6 separate regions of the Mus musculus genome follow, and all the other regions are linked to region 1. Evidence: chromatin loops called from intact Hi-C (ENCODE). Cell type or tissue: heart. All regions are shown on one strand. Region 1 overlaps Kpna7 (karyopherin alpha 7 (importin alpha 8)). Region 2 overlaps Trrap (transformation/transcription domain-associated protein). Region 3 has its middle 29 kb from the start of Mir7039. Region 4 overlaps Smurf1 (SMAD specific E3 ubiquitin protein ligase 1). Region 5 overlaps Trrap (transformation/transcription domain-associated protein). Region 6 overlaps Smurf1 (SMAD specific E3 ubiquitin protein ligase 1).

Region 1 (5,000 bases):
TGATGTCTGTCTACTTCCTCTTTTGAGCCAAGGTTTGTATTGTGCAGTCCAGACTAGCCTCTGACTTCCAGCTTTCCTCAGTTTGGGATTACAGATGAACACCACCATGTCTGACCCCCTTGAATTTTTTTTTTTTTTGAGACACGGTTTCTCTGTGTAGCCCTGGCTGCCCTAGAACTCCCTTTGTAGACCAGGCTGGCCTCAAACTCACAGAGATCTACCTGCCTCTGCCTCCTGAGTGCTGGGAATAAAGGCGTGCACCATCATGCCTGATTTTTTTTTTGAGAGACTCCCATGTAGCCTAGGCTGGTCTAAAATTTCTACTGTGCCTGCTTCTACCTCCCACATGCTAGGATTACAGTGGTGGACCTCACTAATATGTCTACTTTCAGTCTAATAATTAAAAATATTTTTGGGAGGGGGAGGGGGAGAGAGAGGGAGAGAGAGAGAGAGTGAGTGAGTGAGAGAGAGAGTGAGTGAGTGAGAGAGAGAGAGAGAGAGAGAGAGAGAGAGAAAGAGAGAGAGAGAGAGAGAAAGAGAGAGAGAGAATGCACACATGTACACATTCCACAGCATGTGTGGAGGGGTTAGAGGTCAACTTGTGGCAGTTGGCTCTCTTGCACTAATTAGGTCCTGGGAATTGAACTCAGCCCCTCAGGTGAGGCAGTAAGCACCTTAGCACCTTTACACCCCGAGCCGTTTTACCAGTTCCATCTTGTGGATTTTTAAGCAGACTTGGCTGCCATTGAGAACACGTGTGCTGTGACCCCCCCCCCCCACCCACCCATCACCGCTCTCCCTCTCCCTCTTCCCTAACTGAAACTCTGTCCTCGCTCACACTAACGCCTAGCTCCCACTCCGCCCAGCCTCAGTTCTCTACTATCTGCTGCTATGCACTTGCACTGTCTCAGGTCCTCAAGGAAGAGGAATCAAACAAGACCTGTGCGCATGCGCAGAATCAGGTTCTCGAGGAAGAGGAATCAAACGAGCCATGTGCGCATGTGCAGAATGTGTAACTACCATGCGCACAGGGTCACGTGCACCCGTGTGTACAGGGGCCAGAGGTTGACTTCTGGTGTCTTCCTCAATCACACTCCACCTTCGTCTTTTGGGGGTGGATGTCTCTCACTAAATCTGGAGCCCTCCAGTTTGGATAGACTGGATGGCCATCAAGCCCCCCGTCTCTGTCTTCCAAACAGTGGGATTCCAGGTGCCTGTGCCTTGCCCAGAGTTTTACATGGATGTCAGATTACAAGCCTTGGCCCTCATACTTGTCTGGCAAACATGTCACCAACTAAGGATGTCTTCAAAGTCTCCACTGCCTTGAATTCCCTATGCACTTGAGGATGGCCTTGAACTCCCGACCTTCCCAGCTTTTACTTCCTGAGTGCTGGGGTTACAGGCCTGCGTCATCTCCCCCTGCGAAGTGGTCACCTGGTAAACTTTATGTTATTTATATCCTACCACTGGATAGACCTTTACAGAAACCTCTATCTGATCTCTACTTCCCCAGGCCACAGACAACTCAGACATTTTATGGAGTAACTCATTCCCAAACTTATGTGTTCTAGAAAGAGACAAAATGTAGTGTTGAAATGGTTTCCCCCAAAAGCTGGGCCAGACGGCATTGTTTGCATTCTTAGAAAAATCTCTTTCAGAGTATTGTCCTTTGTCCCTTCCACTCCTATTCCCCTGGGTGGGGCTCGAGGGGGGGCGGGGGAGGCAAGGGAAAGACAGTTTAAAACCAGAAACCAAGAGATAAGCTCCCATGGGTGTAGACTGGCTTTGTGTGCCCTAGGAAGGCTAAGGCCAACCTCAGTTGTCATTCCATAGGAGCTATTTGTGTTGCTTAAACAGTGTGTGTGTGTGTGTGTGTGTGTGTGTGTGTGTGTGTGTGTACCCTGTGCATGAGGTTAGGGACAATCGGCAGGAGTCATGATTCTCCTATCACGTACATGGGTCCCAGGGATGCCAGTCCTCAAGCCTGACATGGAGCGCCTTTACACAGACGTTGAGGATAGTCTCGTATCATTTGAGAGGAGGGAACTTTAATTAAGAAAATGTCTCCAGGGCTGGTGAGGGGGTGCAGCAGCTAAGAGCACTGACTGATTTTCCACAGGTCCCGAGTCAATTCCCAGAAACCACATGGTGACTCATGACCATCTATACATAAAGGGATCTGATGCCCTCTTCTGGCCTGCAGGTGTACATGCAGACAGAGCACTCACAAGCAAGCAAGTGAGCAAGCAAGCTAGTAAGCAATAGAAAATAAAAGAAAGAAAGAGAGAGAGAGAGAGAGAGAGAGAGAGAGAGAGGGAGAGAGAGAGAGAGAAAGAAAGAAATTGCCTAAGAGAGGCCTGAAGGGAATCCTGTCAGCTCCTGCCTCCAGGCTCCTACCATGGTTGAATTCCTGTGCTGACTTCCTTCAGTAGCAAACAGTGATGTGGAAGCTTAAGCCTAATTAACCCTTTCCTCCCCAACTTGCTTTTGGTCATTGTGTTTCATTGAAGCAATAGAAACCTTAACTAAGACACCACCCATCATCCATCTTGCCGACGACGCCTCTGCGGTGTGTTTAATTTTGCATTGCATCTCTCCCTGGATTGGGATCTGTTTAGCTAGACTGACTAAGCACTGGGTCAAACATCCGTGCTCACCCAGGACTGGGATTCTAAACATGGATCAACAAGCCTGGGTTTCTCACATGGGCTCAAATTTAGGTCCTCACACTTGCATAGCAAGCACTGGATCATCTGAGCCATGCCCCAGCTCCCAGACAAGCTTCCTGATACTCAAAGGCCACCTGTAGAACGGGGACCAGCCGGGTTCACAGGATAATGGTGGAAGCACGGCCACCAAGAGCCAGCCCCACAACACAAGGGTCTCCTTACTCACCTCACAGAAGTATTTCTCGATGATGTCCAGGGCGCTATTGCTGATGGAAATGTTGTGGTGGTGCTGTAAACACTCAATTTTTTCAAAGCCACCAAATTTTTCTATCTGAAAATACAGCCTTTTCTTCTCTTGTAGATTGTCTATATGCTGAGGATGGGCGAGAAGCCAGCAAAGAGACAGTGAGACCCAGAGCGTGCTTGGGCAGTGTGTGTGTGTGTGTGTGTGTGTGTGTGTGTGTGTGTACTCATGCGTGTGTGCGCGCGTGCACGTGGAACTTCAGCTGGCCAGCCTTAAGGGGGCTGTTTTAGTTAGAGGCAGACCTGATCCAGGAGGAAAGGTCACAGACCCATTGAAAAGGCCAAGATCTCCCTCCTCTCCTGTCATTAATTCATTTCCTCAATCGTGCTTGAGTGCATTTATTTACAAAGTCCACCCCTGCCTTTAGTCATTCACAAAATCATCCACAAAGTCTTTCATTCACAACAATCACCCAGGAATTCACTCACTCATTCACAAAATCACCCAGGAATCCATTTGCCCAGGAATGCATCTGCTAATTCATTCATTCACAAAATCACCCAGGAATTCATTCACTCATTCACAAAATCACCCAGGAATTCATTCACTCACAAATACATTCATGAAGTCACCGGTGGGTTTATTTGTTCACACAGTCATTCACTTTTTTACTAAAAATGTATCCAACATTCATAGGATACTAATGTAATAAATCCAAAAAGGCATTTGTCCAAAGCACCAAAGAATTCAAAGTAAGAAAGCATTTAATAAACATCAAAGCCTAGATGAGCATTACAGGACTCTAGGAACTGCTGAGACAGGGTCTTACGCAGTCCAGGCCATCCTTGAACTTGGCTATGTAGCTGAGCACAGTAACCTCAATCCCTAGTCCTCCTACCTCCACCTCCACCTCCCCAGGTGTGGGCTTGGCAAGTCCACTCAACGCAGTCATTAAAGGAATCCATGGTATCAGCGCATAGCATTTCTCTCTTCACCTTTGTCCTGACCGTCCTTGGGGAATGACATTATCCTGTCCAGGCACAGTGCCACTCAGGAACGATTTATAGTTCTTTCCAATCCAGGCCTGTCTTTCTTCTATGACTTTAACCCCTGGTGGTTTACTGGATCTTAAACAATTGATATAGGGAGGCTGGAGAAATGGGTCTGTGGCTAAGGGCATTTCCCAAAGGACACAGGTTCAGTTCCCAGCTCCCACAAGGTAGCCCACAGCTATCTCTAATTCCAGTTCCAGAGGATTCCATGACCTCTTCTGGTCCCCGTGGCCCTGCATTCACGTGGTGTACAGACATACACGCAGGCAAAATATCCATTCGGATAAAATAAAAGTAAACCGATCTTTTAAAATAAATCTGATGCAGAAGTGGGCGTGGCGGGGTGTGACTCTAATCTCAGCATGTCAGAGGTCTCAGGAAGCTCAAGTGTTACCATGTGTCCTATGTAAGTCATACAGGGAGACCGTGTGTTCAGTGTAAGTTATGTAGGGAGAGCCTGTGTCAAATCTCAAAAGGAAAAGCATCAAAACCAAAAATGTGTCTGGAGAGATGTTTAAGAGCAAAAACGCCTCCTACAGAGGTGATCCTATGTGAGGTGGATTCCCACACACATCAGGGGCTCAGAACCACCTGCCACTCCAGTCCAGGGGACTCTGGTGGCTCTGGCCTCTGTTGGCACCTGTACTCATATGCACATATCCACATACAGACACATAGCCACACAAATGAAACAAACAACCCCTCGGCTCGTTTGTTCTGTTGTGAAGCTTCTGAGGGCTTTCTCTGCTCGTCTGCCCCAGACCTCAGTCCTCTCCCTCTCCCTCCATCTTCCATCTTCTTGCCCTTGCTATGCTACTTGCGTCTCTCCTGGTTATTCCTTTGCCTACGATGTTTCTCCCCAAGTGTCCGCGACGCGAGAGTCATCCACATGCTCACTTCTCACGCTTAGAGAATGTTCCCTCCCTTCCCTGAGCACCACAGGTGTGACAGCAGCCACTACCCTCTCTCAGTAGTGTCTCCTCCATCTGGCTTCCTTCACAGGAAATGCCTACAGAGTCCCCCGTGTCACTCACA
Region 2 (5,000 bases), 190 kb before region 1:
CATGTAGGGGATATTGGGCAATAATGTTTGAGAATGTTTTCAACCCTTCTGATGCCTCGGGTCACTTCCTTTCCAGAGTAGAAGCGATTGAGTGTTAAATGCAGGCTGTCAGGTTTTGATGGTGAGCTGGGTCGGCAGGTTGGGTGCCGTGCTCTGGTAGGAGGCACACACTCACAGCTCATTTGATGCACGGGGTGGTGGTTTTCTCAGCATGTCTGCGACCAGTGAGCTTTGTTTGAGAAACTCATTCCTTTGCCTTTTGTAGCTGCTTTGGGGAAGAGGATAATTTTTGTCCCGGGTATTTCTTCAAAGCTTCCCCCTCCCCTCAAAGCTGAGGACCAGGCCGATAGCCTTGCGTTTGCTAGGCAAGTGCTATATCCTGGAGGGACATCTCCAACCCATTTTGCCGTTTCCTGTTTTGACAGATTGTTGCCAACTCCTTCTTGGCGAATCCCACTACCTCTGCTCTGTTTGCCACCATCCTGGTGGAGTACCTCCTGGAGCGGCTGCCGGAAATGGGCTCCAACGTGGAGCTCTCCAACTTGTACCTCAAGCTCTTCAAGTTGGTCTTCGGCTCAGTGTCGCTGTTTGCAGCGGAGAATGAGCAGATGCTGAAGGTAACGCGCGTGCTGCTCTGAGGGCCACTGCGGCTCTGGCTTTTATTGCTTCATTTATTTTTATCGAAAATTACAGTGACTCCATTTTACATGTGTATGATACATGTAATTCAGAATTAAGGCCTCGTATGCAGGCATGTAAGCCTACCTCTTGGGAGGTGAAAGCTATAGATGAAGGGAGCCTCAGCTACTTAGAAAATCTGAGGCCAGCCTGGGCTACATGAGCTGCTATCTCATCAAAAACCTAAAAAAAAAATTCCGGCTGGCGAGATGGCTCAGCGGGTAAGAGCACTGACTGCTCTTCTGAAGGTCCTGAATTTAAATCCCAGCAACCACAAGGTGGCTCACAACCACCTGTAATGAGATCTGACGCCCTCTTCTGGAGTGTCTGAAGACACTACACTACAGTGTACTTAAGTATAATAATAAATAAATAAATAAATCTTTAAAAGAAAAAAGAAAAGAAAATCCACCCTCAGGTAACTGCATAGTAACCTGGGAACATACTAAGAACGTCTTTCATAGATATTGCATAGATATGTTATGTTTCATAGATATGGCAGAGACCTCTCTACGTTCTGGCCACTACGTTCTTTAGTTTGCTTTGATGAAATATCAGCTTCATGCTGCTTGAGTGCAGGGGTGAGGTGTATGAGCCCTAGACTCCCAGGCACTCCCTGACCTGACTGCCTTCCCTCTGCCCAGCCTCACCTGCACAAGATCGTGAACAGCTCCATGGAGTTGGCGCAAACCGCCAAGGAGCCTTACAACTACTTCCTTCTGCTCCGTGCTCTCTTCCGCTCTATAGGAGGTGGCAGCCATGACCTCCTGTATCAGGAGTTTCTGCCTCTCCTTCCAAATCTCCTCCAAGGTAAGAGCAGTGGCTCGTGCATCCATCTGTCTGTCTGACTGCTGGGCTCATCCTTTCTGCCTGGCAAAGCTGATGGGAAGGGGTGGGTGCTGGGACCGCCCTCCCCCCACCATCCACCACTACCCCCTCCACCCCCACTCCCAGAGGAAAATAAATGTATTAGTTTCTGTCATCAAACCATGTTGGACTTTCCATGTAGAGGTCTTGTCTGTGTTTACTGCAGTGCTCCCTCCATACAGATGGTGTGAGTGCAAAGTAAATTTCCCAGTGTACTGGGTGGCCCTTGCCCCTGCTTAGCCTCATGTCCAGTCCTTCTCCTGGTCTTACTTAGATGTGCTCAGGCGGGTTTCCTCCACATCACCAAAAGTGCATGCTGCTTACACAAGCATAGGGTAACCTATAGGAACTCCCCCAGCCTTTGTTGTCACTGTGGAAGGGACCGTGACTGCAGTCAATAGGTCTAACCGTGGGCACAGCTGACGTTGCCTGCATCAGGGAGCTAAAGTGCCCCCACCCCTTTCCCAGGACTGAACATGCTGCAGAGCGGCCTGCATAAGCAGCACATGAAGGACCTCTTTGTAGAGCTGTGTCTCACCGTGCCAGTCCGGCTGAGCTCTCTCCTGCCCTATCTGCCCATGTTGATGGATCCCTTGGTGTCTGCCCTCAATGGGTCTCAGACATTGGTCAGCCAAGGCCTGAGGACCTTGGAGTTGTGTGTGGACAACCTGCAGCCGGATTTCCTCTATGACCACATTCAGCCTGTGCGTGCAGAGCTCATGCAGGTAAGACCGCTTTCACCTCTGCACCAGCAGGGGGCATCAGCTCCACATGCCTCTAGTTTGTCCTAGGGATCCTCTGTGCTCAGTCAGAGGCAGACTCAGTCGTGCTTGCTTGCCTGGGATGTACTAAACACGTTTAGCGCTAGTGCATGGTGAGCAGCTTTGTGGCAGTGTTGCTTCTCAGTTTAAGGGAACTTTCCCAAGCATCAGAGTCTCTGTAAGCCAGTGTGAAGGCAGATGGTGCGGAGTTGTGTAGACTCGCAGAAAGACCCTTTCTGTACCCACAGAGATTTTTTTGCTTTTATAGTAAAAGATGCAGCTCTTCAGGGAAGCAGATGGGCACCTTGCCTGCCCCAGCTCCCCTCAAGAGGAAAGGGGCAGTTAGTCAAAGGTTGTCTTAACGTCTTAGGGGTTTGTTATTAGAAGTCAGGAGTGAGGAATCGTACACTATTCACTGTGCTTTGTGCTATGCCCGTGATGGGATTGATAATCCCTGGGGGCCGGCACTTGTGCTCCTCTGTCTCACTAGCATAGGGTCACAACCAGCACTTCATGGTGGATGCTCAGTGACTCCAAAGTAGATTTCAGGAGTAGCACCTGGTCTGGAGGCAGGACTATCAGATCCTGTCTGTCCATCCTGGGGTTATTTCTTGGTCTCTGTGCACTGGAAGAAGATGGACTGGAGTCTATATAGCATGGGAGGACTGCAGAGCCTGCTCTGAGAGCCGCACTGTCAGGTCTTGAAAGCAGAGCTTGTCTTGAGCTGAGTGTGTGGGGGCCGCTCGGGGGCCGCGGAAGCAGTGTGGCTGTTGGGGCTGAGGCGGTGTTGAGCCACAGTTTGCTTTAGAACGATAACCCTCGGAGACAAAGGTTAAGGTCCTTTTTAGTTTCTAGAGGCCAGTGACCCCCAAAACAAGCGGCAGTGTTGGTGTCTCCTGACCCACGCTGAGCCTCAGTGCTGCCGTAACCCGGCAGAAGACCCTTCCTGAGGGACAGAAGACCCTTCCTGAGGGACAGAAGACCCTTCCTGAGGGACAGAAGACCCTTCCTGAGGGACAGAAGACCCTTCCTGAGGGACAGAAGACCCTTCCTGAGGGACAGAAGACCCTTCCTGAGGGGCAGGCGGGTGTTGGGAGAACATGAGGGAAACTGGGATCTTGGTTGGTGTGGAGAAATGTCCCAAGGCTTCATGTTACTTGAATATTGCTGGATTCCGACAGTGAGTGTTGTCATGGAAGTTAGGAAAGTGATTAAAACAAGGACAAGAGTGATTTTGAGACGTAGGTAATTCAAGTGAGGGGACCCAGGCAGCGAGTGCAGTGCTGTGCAGCAGGCGGCGCAGGCGTGGCGTGCAGGGCATCCCTGAGCTCAGCTAACCCTGCAGTCAAACTTTAGGAGCTGACGTGCACAGAGACTGCACACTGAGGCTTCAGAACACGAGCACTGGGCGTTGGGCTAGGGTTGTCTTATATAAGGCTGTGATAAATCTCTAAGGGCTTCTAAAGACGGCCCAAGGGTGTGTGTGCGCACACTAGGGATGGAACAAGGTCTCATGTAAGCATTTTGGCAGAGACTAAACCATCCACATGGAGGCTCCCTGTCCTTAGGGGAAGGTTTACTGAGCAAGGAGGGGTGTGGTCAAGTCTGTGTTCAAGGACATTGCTCTGCCCTTGTGTCTATTTTCTGTTTTTCTTTAGCCTGGCTCTCAGGGACCCCCTACCACACACACCCTTACCTTCCATAAATGGAGACTTAGAATACATGACATTACATATTTGCCATGTTTCATGTTGAGTGCAAGTGTCCACAGAGGGCAGAGAGTGACGTATCCCCTAGAACTGAAGTTTATGGGCAGCACCATGGATGCCCTAATGCTTTGCTTTTTTTTCTGTGCCATCTTTTATATAAAGGAGCTCCAAAATATGTTTGTTTGTTTGCTTAGTAAAGGCAGACCTTCTCTGGGGGAGGACAACCAAGGGGGAGCCATGTTTGCGGGACAGAAGCAGGAGGAAGAGTCCCTATATCTAACAGATTGGAGTTGTGGTCGGAAGCTGTGTGAACTTGCTGCCTGGCTAGCCTTTGGTGAAAGCCAGTTGGTTTTTTTAGGCTTTGTGGCGCACGCTTCGCAACCCTGCAGACAGCATCTCCCACGTGGCCTACCGTGTGCTTGGGAAGTTTGGCGGCAGCAACAGGAAGATGTTGAAGGAGTCCCAGAAGCTGCACTATGTTGTGACTGAAGTTCAAGGCCCCAGCATTACCGTGGAGTTCTCTGATTGCAAAGCTTCTCTCCAGCTTCCGATGGAAAAGGTAAAGTTGGAGCTTCCGGGAGATCGTGTTTTGCTCTAAGGAAATTGATTTCAATATCAAAGACATATGTGAGCCAACTCTGAGGGAAGGACAGGAGTCACGGGACAATCTTGGTTGGGAAGGTGGCTTGCGTAATGCTTGTAGGCCTGTGGCAGGGTGTTATCCAGGAGTTGAGGACTCTTGAGAGTAGAATTCTTCCCCGTTGACCAGCTCACCTGAGCTCCTGGTCTGTTGTCATCTTGCTGGGCCTTGTTTCCAGGACCATTGAGAACTCAAGTGTATCTATAATTGTTCCTCATCCCTGGGCTCCCAGCATCTCACTTTTTTATTCACGTTTTTATTCTAACTCTGCTGTTGTCTCCTTTCTGGCTCTTTGGAAATGAGTTAGTGTTGTACCTCTGTGTTTCTCTCTGTCTCCGTCTCTTT
Region 3 (5,000 bases), 120 kb before region 1:
CCTCAGCATTTTCTTTCTTTAAAAAATGGGTGGGATTAATATTATTTGGAGATACACTTTGCTGTGGATTAGTGTTGCTTCTTTGATTGGTCTGTAAGCTTAAGGCCCAAACTAGGAGAGACAAGGTGGTTATTGCCCAGGCGCTTGCAGGACTAGAACATGGAGCTTCCCCTGATATATCTATGCTTAGGCAATAGGTCGCTGGCCACTCAGCTCTTATATCCCATGAGGCTAGTCTCATTGCACGGGATAGAGTGAGTGTGCTTCAGCAGCCCGAGAGAGTTGCACGGCTAAGCACTGCAATGGAAAGGCTCTGCGGCATATATGAGCCTATTCTAGGGAGACATGTCATCTTTCATGAAGGTTCAGTGTCCTAGTTCCCTTCCCCCAGGCAAAACGACACGGGAGCAGGTCAGGGTTGCTCTGGGTAAAAGCCTGTGAGCCTAAGAGCTAATCCTGTACATGGCTCCTTTACCTACACACTGGGGATTTGACCTCTATCTCCACTCTCATTAGTTGGGTGGCCTATTTGCTCTTATTAAAAGGAAAGGGGGAGATGTTGGGAGCCGCCCCCACATTCGCCGTCACAAGATGGCGCTGACATCCTGTGTTCTAAGTGGTAAACAAATAATCTGCGCATGTGCCAAGGGTATTACGACTACTTGTACTCTACCTTTCCCGTAAACGTCAGCTCGGCCATGGGCTGCAGCCAATCAGGGAGTGATGCGTCCTAGGCGAAATATAACGCTCCTAAAAAAGGGGACGGGGTTTCCGCCATTCTCTCTCGCTGGCATCTCTCTGGCTCTGCGCGCCCTGCGCTCGCTCGCTGCCTAAAGATGTAAACAATAGAGCGCGCGCGCCGGAGCTCTGGCTCCTAAAGATGTAATTGAAGGGGCTTTCGTTTTTGGGGCTGGGCGCTGGGCGCTTGCCCTCCTGGTTCCCAAAGATGTAAGCAATAAAGTTTTGCCGCAGAAGATTTTGGTTTGTTGCGTCTTTCCTGGCCGGGCGTGAGAACGCGTCGAATAAGACCTATTCACTAAATGTTCTGTCTTCTCACATTTGAGCCGTTAGTCAGACCATGTGTCATTTTAATGCTCTTGAGACTCCTTCAGTATCTCCTCTGTAGTTTCTAGGGGATTTTCCCACTTACCATTGGGAAACATGATAGGACTTGAGCGTGCCCGGGAGGGGGGCGTGCAGCACATCTGGAGGTCAGAGGACAACATTCAAGAAGTGGTTCTTTCCTCCCACCACAGAGTGGAACTCAAGCTGTCCGATTTAGCTGGAAGTGCGAGTTTACCTCACCAGCCCATGCCTTGAGCCTTGTAAGAATTCAGACTTGCTTTGTAGCCTACCATCCAGTTGACCCCAAGTGGTATTTCAGGTGCTCTTGGGGAAAAAGTGTATTGTGGGCTAGGGTTGTGCCTCAGTGGTAAAGCTCTCGCTTGGTGTGCATGAAGCCCTGAGTTCAGTTTCCAGTGCTTCAAAAAAGGCGTACACACACACACACACACACACACACACACACACACACACACACACACGCTGTACTGCTGCTCTGTGTATATCACAGGCTGATAAGCCTGTGCAGTGTGCCGGTCTTCTTGGCTCTCACCTTGCTCCTTTCTGTGTCTGCTGAGAACAGGTGTTAAGTTTCCAGCTGTGGGCACCCCCCAGGTTTGCCTCTGCCGGTTAGTAATAGTATCTCCTGGTTAACCGATCTGATGTTATATTGTGTCCTTTGCTTCTTGGTAGTCTTGGCGTAGCCCACCCTGCCCACTCACTTGTTTATCGAGTAAATAGTCCTTTTGTTGCCTGTCCTAAAGTCTAATGTAATTAGGGACAGGAAGGCTCCTGCTTGTGGCTTGTCATCTTGTCTCACTGACTCTTCCTGTCTTGTCTCTTTCATTGCTGCCTTCCCAGTGTGCTTCAGTGATTGCGAGTTATAGTGTCACATTTTTGAATTCTTCCTCATTTCTATTGATACAAGTTTTATGAACACTTACTATAAATTTGTTGTCTCTTAATGTCCTAAAATTAGAACAGTCTGCTTTGAATCTCTGCCAAGTTTAATCCCATACAAGAACTTCACACGGTACAAACAGCTCTGCCCCCTGTCTCATTTAGAGAATGTCGAGTTGCAGCTTTGAGGGGCTGGAGAGATGGTTCCGTGGTTATGAGCTCCTGCTGCCCTAGTGAAAGCCCAGAGTTCCAGGCACCAACAGCAGGGGGCACACAACCAGCTCTAACTCTAAGGCCAAAGCATCAGGGTCCCACGGACTGCCACACTGGACTGCCACACCGATGCATAAAGACAAATACCGACCCACCGCCTTTTAAAAATTCCATCTTTGTGCGTTGTTTGCTCATAGTATAGACTTACTGGGTGTTTTATTTTTTTTATACATTTACCTTTCAGGTCATGCAGAAAAATGTGGCCCATTGCTAAAGCATTCATAAAATCATGCAGGCTTTTGTTTGGGCACACGCTTGCCTTCTCTGGAGAGCTGTGTTTCTGCTTCTCCTGCTAGTGTGCTATCTCAAGCTGACGTTCGTGGAAGGGGGAGGGGGGGGAGTAGTACCAGTGGCCATGAAGTCCCTGGTTTTTATCTGTTTTGTTTTCATCATTGAATTTTAATCTTGAAATGTCTTAATTTCCCCTTCACTTTGTTGGTGGTCCTTTTGCACTTTAAATCCACCTTGGCCTGTTAGTGGGAACTTGCTGGCTTGATCTCAAGAGTCTCCTTTGCAGCTTGGATTGTCTGCGAGTCTCCCTTGCCCCTCAGCTTCACTGCATCTGGAAGGGACTCTGAGCTTCTATTGTTTACTCCGCAGGGAGGGGCCTGATGAATCTGCTCAGTTTTAGGGACTTCCTGAGGCTATTTGGAATTGTTTACCTTCCTGGTTAAAGGAGCTTCCCTGCTGGATGGAAGGCTTTAACCTTGGAGGAAACTTACGCAACAATAACACATTTTTATCTTTATTTATGTATTCATGCCTACTTGTCTGTATGTGCATTTCATGTGTGCAGAACACGCTAGATGTCAGATCCTCTGCAACTGGAGTTACAGGGTCCTCTTAACTGCAAAGCCATCTCTCCAGACCCTGGATTTCTGCTTTGACTATGTCCCTCGGCAGTCAGATGGTGTGACTTGGGGTGGGGCTCTCTGGGTTAATCTTCCATCAGTTGTTGATCATGACTCTCAAACAGGGTAGTGAGGGCCTTGATCTTCTGGGGCTCCCCATGTGTGGATTAGTCCACTGAGGGTGCCCCGTCCAGCCCTTCCCTTGAATGCTCCTTCCTTAATTCATTCTGTCCTTCTTTCTTTTTTTGCCCCTCCCTTAAGAATTTCAGATAAAACTGCCTTGAAGCCCACTGGTTCTATTTTCTGCAGGTTTGAGTCTGCAGTTAAGCCTGTGAGTCAGTTGCTCAGTTCCCAGCAGCCATGTTTTCCAGATAAATGTTTTCTAGAATATCCATGTGGTTCTCTTGTATGATTTCCATCTGATGATACCAGGAATTTTTCTGATTTCCTTGAGTTTTTTTTACTCCTTGTGTGCGTAGTGTGTATAGACACACACACACACACACACACACACACACACACACACACACACACACCTTTGAGCATCTTAAACACCTTTTAGGTTTAGATTTATCTTTTACTTTTAATCACTTGTCTGTGCATGGTGTGCGTGTATCCATGGAGACAAAGTATCTCTCTGGACCTGGAGTTACAGGTGGTTATGAGCCACCGTAGTGAGTGCCGGGATCTGAACTTGGGCTCTCTAGAGAAGATTGAAGTAATCTTCGCCACCCAGCCATCGCTCCAGCTGCACCTTACGGATATGTAAAGATTATTTGTTTTCATGTGGCATAAAATTATAGGCGTGTTGGGCTGGAGAGATAGCTCAGTGGTTAAGAGCATTGACTGTGGTCAGAGGGGACTAGCAACCACCTCAGTGACCATTTGTAACTCTCGCTCCGGGAGGTCTGACCCCACAGGCCTCCGTGAGCACCAATGTTCACACGCGCATACCCATGCGGACGCACGTCTAATAAAAGGAAATCTTTAAAAATACATCTATTGCTGCGAACCATGTGACCTATTGGAAGTACAGCCATTACTGAATGGATAATGTCACATTTTCATTCTAGGAATGGCCTTGTTTTCCTGTCTGTGTGTCTTTTCTCTGCAGGAAAATGGGACCTAGAAAAGCAGCTGCTTCTCCCTTTGTCTGCAGCCACAGATCTTCCCTGGCCTGCACGCACTCTTTGGTATGAACCATTTTATTTGCTTATGTGCTTGTAAGCAGAGGCCATGGAAGGTGTCAGATGTCCTGCTCTGTCATTCTTTGATTGGCTTGAGACAAGATCTCCTACAACTTGGAACTAGGCTGACAGCCAGCAAGACCCCCAATAATCCGTCTTCACCTCGCAGAACACTGGGTTATGGGTTCCTGACTTTCACGTGAGTGCTGGGGATTTGAACTCAGGTCTTCATGCTTTCACACCAACTGCTCTTACTTACTGAGCCAGCTCCCTAGCCATGCAACGGCTTTTAAATATTGAATTTTCCCTATTGCCCCAGCCTCTCCACAGAGTCTTGTGTGTATCCACACCCCCCACCCCGCGCCCCCACCCAGTATTCACAGGCAGAGCTCTTCTCTAGTTGTTACCGAGCCATGCTAACTTGTTTACCACAGCTGAGCTGTGTGCTGCAGGCAGGCCTGAACCACACTGGCGGTAGATCTAGTTTCCTTTGCTTTTCTTCTTTCACAGCAGGAAACCGGGACCGGACCTGGCCAGGGAGGACTGGGACAAAGCCTTGTAAAATGAGCCAATTCCTTACTGTTTTTCCTTTAATTGTACATTTATTTGGGGGTGGGAAGAGTGCTCTTGCCTTGGCATGTGTGATCCGATGATAACTGTGGGAGTCAAAGGTTATCTCTGCCAAGTGGGTCACAAGATCTAACTCTAGGCATGAGCCCTAGCAGCA
Region 4 (5,000 bases), 110 kb before region 1:
CTTCACTGTGTAGCCCAGGCTGCCCTTAGACTTCGGTTATCTTGTACAAGCCTCAAGGGCTGGATCATGGGCAAGAGGCACGGTGCTCTGACTGCTTTTAGCCTAAGTGTTTAGCTCAACCATACTACTGTCTTCAGAGCGCCCCTTCCCCACATAGCTGCTCCTCCTGGTTAGGTCCGTGGCCAGCCACGTCTTCTCCCTGGGCCTAGCACCAGGCTCGATAGGCTTCAGCCGATCCAGTGTGGCTCAGCTCAACTGGGTGGTTGGCACAGGACTCAACATGACTGGCATCACGGCTGACTGCTGGGTCCTGCCGCTTCCTTCTGCGTATACGCTTGTCCACACTTGCCGCCACCCTTGAGACCGGAACCTGGGTCCAGAGCCTTTAGAATGGTATCTGAAGCTGTCACACCTTCCGAAGGGTTCTGAGTCGGGACTGAGCTCCTAGATGACACTGGATGTGTCTGAGGGCATCATCAGGGCAGCTCCTGTCTGCCCTTAGCTCAGCTCTCATCCACCTTCCCTTCTTATTGGACTTTTCACACAGGCTTTTGCTGTGCAGCCTAAGGTAGCTTTGATTTTTGTTTTGAGACTGTCTCGCTATGTAGCTCAGGGTAACCTAGTATTCACGTATATAATCCAGGCTGGCCTCAGACTCAGACATCTGCCTGCCTCTTGCCTCCTGAGAGTAAATCTGTGTACCACCTGGCATCTTGGTGTTCACACTCATGTGTGGAGCGGTCAGGGAACCGTGAGAGTTTGTACTCTCCTTCCACCGTGGGCTCCTCAGCTGTGCTCACACGTTTCTCCACTGAGCCCGTCTCCCTGTTCAGAGCTGGAGCCTGTAACAGCCTCCTGGTCTCTGATTCCTTAAATGGTCAACACTTACTACATATTTACTAGGCACTGTAGTAAATGACTCAGGGCCATTTTAAACATCACTACTGCAGTGTGTGCGTGCATGTGTAAATGTGTAGAGGCCAGAGGACGGATTCCAGGTGTCTGCTTTGTTCTTTCCTTCTCCTGAGGGAGCTGAGGTTTGAGCTCAGGTCATCAGGCAGTGCTACAAAGCACTGGTTACCCTCAGCCATCTCAGTGGCCCAACACTTGGTTTTCTTTTCTTCTGAGATAGTGTCATGTAACCCAGGCTAGCCCAAAATTCCACATGATCCTAAGGCTAACCCTGACTTCCTGACCCTCCTGCCTCCACTTCCCTCAGGCTGGGATGACCTGTGGCCACTGTTTCCCTCTACAACAGACCCTCCACAGCTTTCTGAGGGAACTGGGCCTGCGGGAGTCCCCAGTGCTGTCACCACCTGACACTTAGTCCCGTGACCAGCGTGATGTGCAGCAGCAAGCTGGCCAGACATTGTGGGTAGAGGTGGCAGATTGGGGTCGGGTCACCCAACCTGTCCCTTCCTGTAGCAGCAGCAGGGGCCATTAAGTAGAACAGAGTGGTGGAGTGGGAAGGGAGCCTGTCAGAGGTCACTGTGCTGCCTCAGGCTACGTCGTGGGGTTGTGTGGATGGGCACCAAGTGGGGATTGTCCAGGAAGCACACGAATGGGGAAGACTGAGGGAGGTGGCTCTGGGGCACAGTGGTTGGGAGCTGCTCCAGCCTGTGCGAGAGTAACATTCTGCACACAACTAGCTATTCTGACTGGAGGATGTCCTTCCTACCTGTCCCTGTCCCACCATCCTGTCTGTGCATCAGGCCACAGGGCGGCAAGAAAGCCTGCGCGTGTGGCCTGCAGCCAGGTTTGCCCTAAGCTTGGGATGAGACTCAACTGCATTCACCTGGTTTTCTAGGGATAGGGACGGGACATCTCCAGCTGTGAACTGCAGGCCTAAGGCCGCTCTGGCTGGGGACACTGCCCTCAGCACTCCCTGGCAGATGGGGGACAGCAGTCTGCTAGTCAGATGCTCTGATGAAGCAAGGGCCTGAGACTGTGGCTTTTGTGGCCCCCTGACAGTGGTCCCAGGAGGTGACCTTCAAGGATGACCTCAGGACTCCTGCCCCTGCTGGTGTGATGGTGGGGGCGGGGCTGCCACCAGATGCCCACTCTGTTAGGATCTGACCTTGAACTCCTGTTAGGACAACCGTGAGGGAAGTCTGCTGAGCTCAAGCCAGTCTGCTCTGTTTCCTCACAGAGATGGAAGAGACCAAGACCCCTCAGGAAAAGAGTGGACCTTAGTGTTCTGAAGCAGCTATGACCCACACAGCACTTCCTGTATGAGGGCTCTGAGAGGCGTGGCATTGCATCATAGGTGAGCAAGTGTGGCTTTTTTTGTTGTTTTTTTTTTGTTGTTGTTGTTTTTTGAGACAGGGTTTCTCTGTGTACCCCTGTCTGTCCTGGAGCTCACTTTGTAGACCAGGCTGGCCTCCGCCTGCCTGCCTCCCAAGTGCTGGGATTAAAGGTGTGCACCACCACTGCCCAGCAAGTGTAGCTTTTGACTTGGGACAAGTTTCCCACCGTGTGAGAAGCCTCTGCGCTAGGAAGGGTCCACATAAAGTTATCACCGGGCACGCTGACCCGACAGTGTGATACGGATTCCAACAAAGGCGTGTACACTTGTACTGTGGGCAGCCTAAGATAACCTGCAGTGCAGCAGCGCAGGAAAGGCCTTGGCTCAGCAGCTCAGTGCTGCCACCAAGTGGCAGAGGCGGTACTGCGTCTGCTTAGCACTGGTATTTCGTTTGGTTTTTTTGTTTTTGTTGTTGTTGTTTGTTTTTTTGGGAGGGAGGGTTCGAGGCAGGGTTTCTCTGTGTAGACCAGGCTGGCCTCGAACTCAGAAATCCACCTGCCTCTACTTCCCGAGTGCTGGGATTAAAGGCGTGTACCACCACGCCTGGCTTCATTTGTTTTTTTCCACAGTTCTAGCTTGTCTTTATTTACTTGGAGGCAGGACTTACAAAAGTAAATATACTAGAATTTTGTTTCCACATGAAAGTAACAGGTACGCAAAGAAAAATAAAAAAGAAAGAAAGAGAGGAAGGAAAAAGGAAAATGTAAAGTTGTGAGTTTATTGCATATGTAACAAAATGAACCTGACCTTCCGGGTCCAGCCTGCTCTACAGTCAACGCTTCGTGTTTCCAGCTGGTTCCACAACTGCATTAAATAGAACTAGCGTTTCTTTAAATACTTTCGATTCTGACATAAAACAGAACATTAGTGTACAACTGTCACAGGAAAATGGACAATAAAAACTGGGAGAGCAACTAGGGCTAGCAGCAGCACTTCAAACAGGACCTTACAAAATAACTTAGAATACATTATAAACACAGTTTAAAAATCCACACCGTCAGAAGGCTGCCATGTGGCCCACAGGCTGCAGTAGGGTGGGGCGTGTTCTCTGCAGAAGGTCAGTCCAGCGCCCACCTGACCTGAACCTGGCCATGTGGCCAAGCCAGTGCAGGGTCAGTAATCCACCTTGTGGCAGATCCTCCTAACCAAGCATGAGACTGCGACCTGCTGCCACAGCACTGCTGCAGCCTGGCGCGTCCTCTCTGAAGCACTGCGGAGTAGAGTGGTGTCTGCTGCGTCCCTGAGTGTGGGTGCCGGCCGCTGGTGAGGAGAGCCTGCGGAGCCAGGCTCCTGAAGCATCTGGGTGATGTGGGGCCACCAGGAGGGCTGACGATCGAGATCTTACGTGAAAGGGCTTCACCCAGACCCAAGCAGGGCAACCAGGAGCTGTGCCGTGGGCTGGCCACGCAGTGTTCTTTGAGGGGCGTCAGAAGGGCCTAACCATGGTAGACAGACAAGGAAGTGCAGCGCTACCAACAGAGGACAGTGCTGCACATGAACAGACCTGGGAGGTTGTGACACTCAGAACTGGCAATGAGGGGACCCACAGGCGACGCAGGCACAACGGCTGGTAGAAGCCTCAGTGGGTGGTATGTGCGCCAATCAGTCAGCCCCTGAGGGCCTAAGCTCTGGATCTTCCTCAGAGGGCATCTGACACAGGACTCCTAAGGCTTGTCTCCCAATCACTTCCGTGGCACAAACAGTGTGACTTGACATTCCTGCAGTGCATCCTCAGAGCACAGGACCCTGCAGACTGGGCCAGTGTGCAAAGGCAACAGGCAGTGTGTCCAGTCTCCGGAAGCGTGTCACTCTGCGGGGTCTGGATGCTTCCTGTGGACTGGCTGAGACTTAGGGCACAGGCTTCCTGGCGCCTTTTGAATCCGAGAGTCACGAGGGAGCTGGGTTTTAGAACACCCTCGGAAGCATGAAGGTAGATGAAGTACAGAAGCCCTACTGGGGCAAGGCAGAATTGAGAGACTAGTAAGGCCCCAGTCTGGCCTGGGAGGTGGGGCGGGTTCGGTCCTTGTGCGGTGAGGTCTACCTGGCATCCTTTCTGTCCCCAGACCTGGCAACCCAGAGCGCAGCTGACTCCTATGCTGGACAAACCTCTTGGGTTGGGGGCGTATGTGACCTATGAATCCACTCCCCATCACCTCAGCCCTGCTTCCAGACCACACTGGACAGAAGCAGCAGGAACAGAAGGGAAGACACTTCCCTATCCCCAGCCTGAGGGTAAGCAACAGAAAGAACACAAAAGCTGGTGGCCCGCAGGACCTCCCATTATTCCCCAGACAACCTGAACCCGGTACCAATGAAATGTCTTGCTAATGAATTACCCTGTTCTCGCCCCCACCACAAACAAAAACAACAAAACCACAAACGGAGGCATGGCTGCCGCTCTGCTGTGAGAGTCAGCGCTGTGAAGCCTGTGCAACCTGGACGTGGGGTTAGAGATGTGTTAGAGATGCTGGCTTTGGCCTTGCTCCTCAGAAGACAAGGAAGCAAGCAAGCTGAGGAGAACTGTTAGCATCACGTTGCCACTGGGGACGAGGGCCACGTAGGAGGTAAAGCCCCACCCCACCCTGCTGCCACACGCTCCATCACACCTGCTTTGTGCACAGCCCCGACCCTGGGGAGCTGCATCAGGGGCCCAGGTCAGCGGCCTCTCCTGCTGTCCCGCCCAGTGGCTGTGGTG
Region 5 (5,000 bases), 150 kb before region 1:
AGAGAATGCAAGGCAAACGCTGTTTCTCAGTAGTCTGATGCTATCGTTAACCTTTTCAGGCCCAAGAATCCTACGAAAAGGCAATGGACAAGGCGAAGAAAGAGCATGAGCGCAGTAATGCCTCCCCGGCCATTTTCCCTGAGTACCAGCTCTGGGAGGACCACTGGATTAGGTGAGCCAAGTCCCACCAGAGCTTGCTGGGACTTTTTAATACATTTTTAAAAATATTCAAATAACAGCTGAGCAGTGGTGGCACACGCCTTTAATCCCAGCACTCGGGAGGCAGAGGCAGGCAATTTCTGAGTTCGAGGCCAGCCTGGTCTACAGAGTGAGTTCCAGGACAGCCAGGACTATACAGAGAAACTCTATCTCGGAAAAAAACCAAAATAAATAAATAAATAAATAAAAATAAAATTCAAATAACGTCTGTTCGTTTGCATGTGTCTCAGGCTTAGTGGCAAGCATCTTTACCATATAGACATCTTACCAGCAGTTTGATGGGTTTGTGTGGTTTTTGTTTGTTTGGTTTGGGTTGTTTGTTTGTTTAGATTATTCATTTATGTATGTGAGTACACTGTAGCTGTACAGATGGTGGTGAGCCTTCATGTGGTTGTTGGGAATTGAAATTTTTAGAACCTCTGCTTGTTCCACTTGACCCTACTTGCTCCGGTCGGCCCCGCTCTGGCCCAAAGATTTACTTACTATTATACATAAGTACACTGTACCTGACTTCAGACACACCAAAAGAGGGTATCAGATCTCATTAAGGGTGGTTGTGAGCCACCATGTGGTTCCAAACACAGGACCTTCAGAAGAGCAGTCAGTACTCTTACCCGCTGAGCCATCTCGCCAGCCCTTGGTTTGGTTTTTCAAGACAGGGTTTCTTTGTGTAGCCTTGGCTATCCTAGAAATGGCTCTGTAGACCAGGTTGGCCTCGAACTCACAGAGGTCCATTTGCCTCTGTGTGCCAACATCATCTGGCCAAATACCAGTTTTTAAAAGGAAGCATTCTAACACAACCCAGTTCAGAGAGAGATAACTGGTTTGATATGAATGTGCTGAGGAATAATAGCAAGAGAACACTAAGGTCTTTGTTTTTCATTATTAGGCTATTTTCTCTTAAGTCAGAAAACTACGTGCAATAAAGTACTGCAGTCATCACACACAGTCATCTGTCTGGATTCTGAACTGAGGTGTCTCTGGCAACATTCACGGGCAGCTCGTGGCATAGGGGCATAAGGATCCTGATAGTGGGCACGATGAGGCTAGTGTAAAGTATGTAACTGGGCATGGCAAGTACTGGCAGAAGCATGTGTTCTTGCTGTGTATCTAGAACGATTTATTTGCTAGCCACCATCAGATTCAGTTGTGTGACTCATAGCCCCTGGTGTAGAAGTTCATGGAAGTGTTTGGGCGTGGTGGCACTTACCTTTAATCCCAGCACGCTAGAGACAGAGGCAGGCAGATCTTGAGTTTGAGACCGGTGTGGTCTGTATAGTGAGACCCAGTCAGGGGTTTAATTTATTATGAATGAATTAAAGAACCAAGAGAGCATGTCTGGATTTCTCCTGAGTATTTTTCAAAGGGTTGGTTGCTACAAAATCTGAGAAAATATTAAATGTCTCATGTAATTAAATATGCTGTCGATGAAATGAATCACTCCTGCCTCCCCTCAGGACCTAGATCTCTGCTGTGCTGCGGTCCCAGGGCGGGCGGGCAGGCAGGCAGGCGGGCAGGCAGGCTTCCTGGAGGAGGTACTGTTGTCCCACAGCAGTCAGCCCTCCAGCACTCTCTCTTTCTGTAGTGATGCTGTCTTAGAACCCTTCTTTGCCTCTCTCAGTCTGTCAGTGTTGTCCTGATTGAGCTTTGCTCCTAACCCTGGACTCCTAGGTGCTCCAAGGAGCTGAACCAGTGGGAAGCCCTGACTGAGTTTGGCCAGTCTAAGGGACACATAAATCCTTACCTTGTCCTGGAGTGTGCGTGGAGGGTGTCCAACTGGACCGCCATGAAGGAGGCACTGGTGCAGGTGAGATCCCCTACCGTGTTGTCACTGGGATCTGAGATCTTTCCTGTATTTGAGTAAGTTTGGTAGTAGATGAGCATTCAGCTGTGTGTGTGTGTGTGTGTGTGTGTGTGTGTGTGTGTGTACATGTACACATCTGTTATGTATAAGTAGTGTAGTACCTGCGGAAGCCAGAAGAGGGCATTAGATCTCCTAGAGCTGTCTGTATTAGATGTTAAAACAAAACTTGGGTTCTCTGCAAGAGCAACGAGTGTTCCTGACCCACTAAGCCAGTGGTTCTCAACTTATGAGTTGTGACCCTCTTGGGGGTCAGACAACCCTTCCACCAAAGGATCACTTAAGACCATTGGGTAGTACAGATATTTGCATTAGGATTCCTAACAGTAGCAAAATTACAGTTATGAAGTGGCAAGGGAAATAGCTTTATGGTTGGGGGTCAGCACACATGAGGAACTGTATGAAAGGGTCAGTCTCAGCATCAGGAAGATGGAGCAGCCCTGCCCTAAGCCATCCCTGTCCTCTGTCACCAGCTTTGTCACCAGCTTTGCTTGGAAATGAGTACTAGGTATAGAGACCTTAGCTCTGACCACAAAAGACATCCATGAAGAGATCTGGGAGAATTAAATTGATGTAATTGGTCAATTTTGTTGGAAGAATCATCAGGACTAAGACTGAAGAATGGACCCAGAGCAGCCCAGGCCACTATGTTTGCTCTTCTCTGAAAAGCCACTGGTGGGGCAGGCTCCTGGTGCGTGTGCTAGGCATGAGTATGATGTTCCATGTGAGTGAGTTGTTTAAAATGACTTGATCCTACTTGATCCTGAGGGGTCTGTGTGTATGGTGCCATGACAGGGCTCCAGTCTCTCTTCTCTCAGAGAGCATTGTAAACTCCTGGCTGCTCTACTGAAAGTCCGCTCTTCTATCGGGGCTGGATCTCTGTGTACTGCTTTGTGTGATTGGCCACAGTGGAGAGTGAGCCCTCAGCGCCCTGCCTGGCGTCTCTCACTGCAGGTGGAGGTCAGCTGCCCCAAGGAGATGGCTTGGAAGGTTAACATGTACCGAGGGTACCTGGCCATTTGCCACCCCGAGGAACAGCAGCTCAGCTTCATTGAGCGCCTGGTGGAGATGGCCAGCAGCTTGGCTATCCGTGAGTGGAGGCGGCTGCCCCACGTGGTGTCCCATGTGCATACACCTCTTCTGCAGGTAGGTACTGCCCCTTCCCTCCCAGAGCTCAGCCTGGAGTCCTTAGAGCTGCAGCTGAGGTCCGTGGATGAGCCAGCTGGTAAGGGACTCTCTACCCTGGTCGCATCCTTTTCTCTGGGAATTTATTCTCAGAAAGTAGACGGTGTTCTTAAGTCAGAACATTAAGAGAAAAACTGGGTGACTTTGCATTTTGTATTTCAGGGTCTGAAACATTTCACACGCGATTTTGATTTTACCATACCAGTGTGAGATGGGTCCTATCCAGCCTTGAAAGACTCAAGTGCTTTGTGTCCTGATGTCCACCTTTGGGCATCAGTAGCAGGGTTTCTGGCATTTGAATGAGTCCTGTTGACACTAAACCAGTATGTTGGGTTTGCTGTGATGTGTATAAAATCTGTTTTATACAGCACAGTGTGGGCTACAGTGTGAGCCAGCTGCGGTGGCTCATTTGGGCTAAAGGGCAGATGACAGACAGCATCTGTGTCAGGCTTCTTGACTGGAAGACTTGTGTGGGACATCGGACAGAATGTGTGTTGAGGGGGTCCTTTTTGTTTTTTACAGAGCTACTAGTATTTAATCTGGGTTCTCCCTGCTGCTGATCCAGTCCTGAGTATCTCTTAAAATCCTGCAGTTGCTTTAAGGTCACTAAAATCCCAGTGAGTCCTGGGAGCAGGGGTTCAGGGCACAGCAGCGCAGCTTCTCAGAAATGTGGACTTGAGAAGCTGCGCCTCTGCCCACCAGTTTTTTGTTTTTTTTTTGAAAGTGTCCTAAAATGACCTGTATGTGTCATTTTATACTCATGTGTCTGAATTTAGTCTCAATTTTTTAGTTACAAGCAGACTTTGCAGTGTAGGAGAGGGTCGCTGCTGCTGTGACTGATGGGTTTTCTCATGTCTTTTGATTCCGTACATGTAGGACAGACAGACAGACAGACACACACACACACACACACACAGTTGAGGCCAGGACCTTCATAAGCAGCCCCCTCTTGTGACTACTGAGAAACTGTCTTTGCCTGGAAACAGTTAATGGTTGCTTTTATGAGTTATTTGATAAAGTGCCAGACATGAGTGACAGCTGTAAAAACAGGAATTATTGTGCAGTTGCACATTGAAAACATGTAGTGAGTGTATAATGCGGCGTGTCACTGTATCCTGACGTCTGAGTGTCTGGGAATGTGAGTGGAAAGCAAGCAGTCTCACTACTGTGATATAACTGTGTGTTGGTATCTGGGTGTGGATGGGTCTTACCGCATTTAAAGAGATGATTACTAGGGCTGCAGAGATGGCTCAGCGGTTAAGAGCACTGACTGCACCTCCAGAGGTCCTGAATTCAATTCCCAGCACACACAGAATGGCTCGCAACCACCTGTCATGGCAGTTGTAGGGGACCCACACCGCTAAGAAATCTTTCTGTTGTTGATTTTTGTTGTTTTGTTTTGTTTTTTGTTTTGTTTTTTTCAAGACAGATTTTCTGTGCATAGCCTGACTGTCCTGGAAGTCACTCTGTGGCCAGGCAGGCTTTCCTCAGACTCAGGGATCTGAGTGCTGGGACAAGAAGCGTGTGCCCCGGGCGGGGCTGCTTTGTTTTCTGAGACAGGGTCTCACTATGGGACCTTGGCTGGCATAGAACTCAGCTTGGCCTTCAACTCATACATCTTCCTTGCAAGCGCTCAAAGAGGTACACTGCCACATCCAGTGTCTTTAGCTTTACATGCATGTGACAGTCAGAGGGCATCTTCTTTACCGCATCTCAAAGGTCAGGTCAAGCCCTC
Region 6 (5,000 bases), 100 kb before region 1:
CTCAAAGCTCACACAGAGAGGCTCCACTCCAAAGCCCTCCGTCTCACAGTGGGCAGATGGCTGTGAGAACAATCTGGAAGGCTTAGGCCACTTGGCACCAGGCAGAGCTGGCGAGGGGTGAATGAGCCACTGTCTGAGGCCATGACTGTATGTTCTCAGTCTGTGAATAGCCAGAGTGGAGAGTGGAGAACAGCGAGGGAGGCCTGGTCCTAGGCAAGGGCTAGAGATCCCACAAGCCCCAGGCACAGACCTGCGACAGTGCCTGCAGAGCCAGTCAGTAGTTGCTGGCAAGGAGACAAGGCTATCCAGGTGCCCTCAGTCTCCCCCTGCACCAAGCTCACTGCACAGAGGGGTGCCAGGGGCCTCACTCTCTGAGGTCCCTAGGACACCTGGCACTCACCTCTAGTTCCTTCTGGTCAAAGGGCTTCAGCAAGTGTTGGGGAATGAGTTCGTTAAACCCCTTCTGAAGTGCTAAGAACTGGGCTTCGATTCCTCTCATAAACCTCCAGTTCACATACAGCCTGAAAGGAAAAGCCATGCGTTTCAGGTAACTGAGAAGAGGCCTTGAGAGCACCCTGTTCCCACAGTGGCTGTGACAGTATCACAGTGCAGTGACAGACAGCACATGTGAAGTTAATGTAGAGTCTGCTGAGGGGACACAAGCCCACACCCACCCTCCCTAGTAGCTTTTAGTTTGCAGGTCTGCTCTTACCCTTAATTATTATTATTGTAATTTAATTACTATTATTTTAAGCATATGCATGTTCTCCCTGCATATCTGCATCACAAGTGTGCCTGGTGCAGAAGTGGGTGTTGGAGTTGTTAGACAGTTAGCCAGTTAAGGCCACCATGTGTGTGCTGGTCCTCTGGAGGATCAGCCTGAGCTTCAGCCACCGAGTTGTCACTACAGCTCTTTCTATTATCTTTCTCAGACAAGGTTCCATGTATCCCAGGCTGGTCTTGACCTTGTTCTCAGAGAGGTCTGTGCCATCCCACCTGGCTTTATCTGTCACTTTTTTTTCTCCTCTTCCCCATCCAGGGAAAGTCTGGGACGCCCAGGCTGTAATTAGTTCAGTATGTAGCCCAGAATGACCTGGAACAACTCCTGTGTCAGCTTTCCAAGTGCTGGACTCACAGGGTGCACCACGACCATGCTACACCCAGCCTTAATAGCAAGTTAAAAGCAAACTAGCTCTGCCATTCTGGTTTTCCACTAAAAAGCAGGAGTCCTTGATGAGACCTCCTGGAACTGCCAAGACTTCAAAAAGGGTCTGTGAGACATGAGTGGCCATATGACCACCCACAGTATGCAAAACTGTCCCTCAGGTGGCATTGGGACACTGTAGTGAGCATGCAGCCACCTCTGCATCGAGAGCAGGGCTGTCACATGGAGTCTCTACTCCAGGTGCCCCGACAGCACCATCTGCTTGCTCCATGTCACCACTAAAGCCCTGCATATTACCGGACGTATTCCTTCTTGTTCTCCTCAGTGACAGGCACATTTCTGCCATTGGGTTTCAGTTCATGCTGGAGAATCCGCCCGAAAGCGTTGTGCTCCACGCAGAAGGTATGATCCAACACAGGCGTGATGTCATTCTCTCTGTAGATACAGGCGAAGGCTGGTTAGGCCTATGCCAGGGAGTCCTAACGGGCTGGAGAGGACCATGCTGGGCAGCTGGCAGGCCTAGCTAAGTTCTGTCCCTGACTTAATGATTACCACTCATGGGGGTATCACTCAGCCATCCTGTGACACCAGGGGACATGAAACCTAATTGCTCAGGGAACTGCATCTGGGAGGAGGCCTGGGAAGAGGCAGCTGAGTCAAAAGGACACGAGCCAGGACAATGAGGCTTCTCTCCTCTCAAGGTAGCCTTTCAAAGGCAGCCATTCCCACAAAAAGCACTGGCATTGTCAGGCTGCCTCCTTATCTGCCCTACTTCTTGACAAGCATTTCCCCACAGGAAAGCCCCTGCTCCCCACGGCCCTGTACAGTGGAGCAATCGAGGCCAAGGAGGACCCCCTGCCCCAAGCCAAACTCCACACAGCAGCATCCCCGACACGTCAGGGCCTGGGTCTTCCACAGGTGCACAGGTTCACCCTGTTCCTGCAAAGCATTTGGTTAACTCTAAAACAAAGGTAACTAAACAGGAATTTTGTTTTGAAACTTTCCCTTGCCTTCTGCAGACCACCTGAGAAACAATGGGGTACACGCCATGTATGCTCTCCCTCAACCCTGTCCCCCAACACATACCAAGAAAAGCTTGTCAGCAAACCTAATAGCAAGCCAAACTAGCTTATGAAAAGAACACAAGTCAAGTAAATGATTCCATCTGCTTTGTTCATTTGTAATTGCAACCCAATGTTTGATGATGCTATAGTTAATTCTGTTACTCTCTTTAGTTCCACACCTATTCCCCCAAAGAATGTGCACACACAACAGCAGCTCCGGGCTGTGGGGCAGGATGGTGACACTTACAGAATCCACACCAAGCTCTTATGCAGTTCTGGGTCCACGGACTCCAGGTCCGACAGCTGGATTGGCTTCCCCAGGAGCTGCTTGTAGAACGGAACTGTGAAACCCCCATTTATGTAGTGTCCGTGGAACACAGCCAGACCCATGATGCGACCCACAAAGTGGAAGTATGACAGATGGTCCTATAGGGGGTGCCAGAGAACCGCAAGCCATTAGGAAGATGAACAGTAGGCATGGACACCCACTTCCCATGGGCTTCCCGCGTATCTAGACCTAACAGGACATACACTCAGCTGCCCGTCACCCACCCGTGGCCAGACAGGATAAGGCTGTCCTTGAGTCCCAGCTTCACTTACTCCTAACTCGAGTGGGATTGGGACTTCCTCAATCCTTCTGTCTCCGCCTTCAGACTGGGATGACAGCTGTGCACCCTCACACCCTGGCCTAACACTGTGTATGTGTGTGCCCACTATCTCTTCCTGCGAACTCTTAGTTAACTTGCAAGGGCCTGGTACAACATAAAACTGTGGAGGCCTCAGGGAAGAAGGGAGCTCTTCTCCTTCCTTAACTGGAGGGCTCTGGTGCGGACAGTGTGGACAGCTCATGTGTTTCTGAAAATGTGTCAGGATTTAGTTTCCAGGCTGGGTAAATAAAGGTTTATTCCCACTGTGTGTGTGTGTGTGTGTGTGTGTGTGTGTGTGTGTGTATGTGTGTATGTGTATGTGTGTGTGTGTGTGTGCGTGTGTGTTTATGTGTATGCGCGTGCATGTGTGGTGTATGTGAAGGTTGCCTTCATTCCCTCAGGTGCTGCCCATTTTTTTGAGCCAGGATCTCTCACTAAAGCTGGATCTTACAGGTTAGGCTGGACAGCCAGTGAGCTCCAGGAATCACCCAGTTCCACCTCCCCACACTACCACACATGGTGTCTGGGGTTTTCTTGTTGTTTGGTGTTTTAAGACAGGGTCTTTTGGGAGCTGGAGAGCACTGACTGTTCTTCCAGAGGTCCAGAGTTCAATTTCCGGCAACCACATGGTGGCTCACAACCATCTGTAATGGGATCTGATGCCCTCTTCTGGTGTGTCTGAAGATATGACAGTGTACTCACATACTTAAAAAAAAAAAAAAGAAAGAAAGGCAGGATCTTTCTACATAGCCCGGACTATTCTTGATCTCACTACGGCTGGCCTCTTAAAACTCACAGAGATCTGCCTGATTCTCTGCCTCCCAAGAGCTGGAATTAAAGCCTGTGCCACCATGCCCAGCCACGTCTGCCTTTCTATGTGAGTTCTGCAGTCTGACCAAGTCTTTATGCTTGTGTGGCCGAGCCATTTTCCCAACCACAGGCTTATTTGTATTGAATTCTCTAGCAGAGATAGTCCCTCATTTCAGCTCTGTGGCCTTGTAACACTGTCCTTCACGGATTTAGGCTTCCCTTAGACGTGTCCCTTAATCCTACCTCATGTGGAATGCTCACATCTGTGGCCCAAGAGAGCTAAAGATGGAACTTTGCCAACTTTGATCAGAGTCTGGACTTGGTAACCTAGCTCTAAAGATGACATTCAAAAAACCATGATCTACTACCATACCAGAGTCCCCTCAAAGGGTAAAGTACTCAGGCACAGAGCAGCCCAGATCCACAGCCCTCCACTGTGGACAGCAGGTTCCTGATCCAAACCTGCCTGGATCCTCCCTGCCCTTGCCCTGAGTTCTCCCCAGCACCCGAGTCCCCAGTAACCGGGGAAACTGCAGCTGGGTTTCTCAGCGCCTCACTGCAATACTCACAGGGTTGATAGAAGAATCTGGGTTGATCTGCAGTGTGTAAATATTGTCCGTGGAATACTGGAAGAGTCCATAGTACGGGTTCAACATTTCATGGCACAACAAATACAGCCACTCCCTGGAACAATAACAACACAGCTCTCACATGTGCTAACAATATCCCTTTCAGACTGTCTTTAAGGCTTGTGTGAATGTATGCCACAAGCATGCAGTGCTCAAGCACGCCAGAAGAGGGTTTCAGATGCCCTGGAGCTGAACTTAGAGGCGGTTGTGAACTGCCTTGTGGATGCTGGGAACCAAGGTCAGGTCCTTTGAGAGAGCAGGACGTGCTCTAACTGCCTACCACCTCTCCAGTTCCAGCTTGCTTGCTTGCCTATCTATCTATCTATCTATCTATCTATCTATCTATCTATCTATCTATCTATCTATCATTTTCAAGATAGGGCTTCTCTGTGCAGTCCTGAGTGTGTATGTGTACTGGAATTCCCTCTGTAGACTAGGCTGGTCTTGAACTCAGAGATCTGCCTTCCTCTGCCTTCCAAGTGCTGGAATTAAAGGCGTGCACCATCACTGCCAGTTGGAGTTTCTAAGCATTCTATAATAAGAGTTTGGTAGATGAACATCTCAAGCTCTAGGAAAACAGAGAATTTATGAACAACTATGCCCTTCTAATTTCCTGTTGAATTCTTACTTTAGACCATAAGCACAGAGCATTCCCATCTTCTATATCTTTTCATATGTGTGTACG

The links. A loop is a pair of places that touch in the nucleus more often than their neighbours do. Peaks named below come from ENCODE experiments on the same cell type or tissue, not always from the same donor. Only the 100,000 strongest peaks of a DNase experiment are listed, where the experiment ranks them.
Region 2: a loop joins it to region 1, with 11 times the contacts of the local background. A loop is called at or near these places in 6 of 42 quality-filtered maps.
Region 3: a loop joins it to region 1, with 4 times the contacts of the local background. A loop is called at or near these places in 16 of 42 quality-filtered maps.
Region 4: a loop joins it to region 1, with 4 times the contacts of the local background. A loop is called at or near these places in 26 of 42 quality-filtered maps.
Region 5: it touches region 1 in a loop (5-fold over the local background); 6 of 42 quality-filtered maps call a loop at or near these places.
Region 6: it touches region 1 in a loop (6-fold over the local background); 23 of 42 quality-filtered maps call a loop at or near these places.

Annotation. Positions count from the first base shown.
Region 1 is chr5:144,986,791-144,991,790 of GRCm38, forward strand. Kpna7 (karyopherin alpha 7 (importin alpha 8)) reads right to left here. Exons shown (of 12, transcript NM_001347531.1): 10 at 2,896-3,042. Among named protein-coding and RNA genes, the nearest start is that of Kpna7, 19 kb to the right of the region's middle. In heart, a CTCF peak has its summit at 2,199 (motif pointing left); no DNase peak of the experiment used is centred here; H3K27ac peaks cover 347 bases.
Region 2 is chr5:144,792,588-144,797,587 of GRCm38, forward strand. Trrap (transformation/transcription domain-associated protein) reads left to right here. Exons shown (of 71, transcript NM_001081362.2): 18 at 426-617; 19 at 1,323-1,488; 20 at 2,014-2,270; 21 at 4,374-4,574. Among named protein-coding and RNA genes, the nearest start is that of Gm23995, 21 kb to the left of the region's middle. In heart, a CTCF peak has its summit at 2,307 (motif pointing right); no DNase peak of the experiment used is centred here.
Region 3 is chr5:144,864,893-144,869,892 of GRCm38, forward strand. No RefSeq gene overlaps it. Among named protein-coding and RNA genes, the nearest start is that of Mir7039, 29 kb to the right of the region's middle. In heart, a CTCF peak has its summit at 2,222 (motif pointing right); no DNase peak of the experiment used is centred here.
Region 4 is chr5:144,873,493-144,878,492 of GRCm38, forward strand. Smurf1 (SMAD specific E3 ubiquitin protein ligase 1) reads right to left here. Exons shown (of 18, transcript NM_001038627.1): 18 at 3,003-5,000. Among named protein-coding and RNA genes, the nearest start is that of Mir7039, 21 kb to the right of the region's middle. In heart, a CTCF peak has its summit at 2,658 (motif pointing left); a DNase peak (open chromatin) is centred at 2,539; H3K27ac peaks cover 405 bases.
Region 5 is chr5:144,834,098-144,839,097 of GRCm38, forward strand. Trrap (transformation/transcription domain-associated protein) reads left to right here. Exons shown (of 71, transcript NM_001081362.2): 55 at 60-172; 56 at 1,891-2,026; 57 at 3,035-3,226. Among named protein-coding and RNA genes, the nearest start is that of Mir7039, 60 kb to the right of the region's middle. In heart, a CTCF peak has its summit at 2,218 (motif pointing right); no DNase peak of the experiment used is centred here.
Region 6 is chr5:144,882,107-144,887,106 of GRCm38, forward strand. It overlaps Smurf1 (SMAD specific E3 ubiquitin protein ligase 1), which reads right to left. Exons shown (of 18, transcript NM_001038627.1): 12 at 4,256-4,370; 13 at 2,477-2,655; 14 at 1,463-1,600; 15 at 401-521. Among named protein-coding and RNA genes, the nearest start is that of Mir7039, 12 kb to the right of the region's middle. In heart, a CTCF peak has its summit at 2,659; no DNase peak of the experiment used is centred here; H3K27ac peaks cover 293 bases.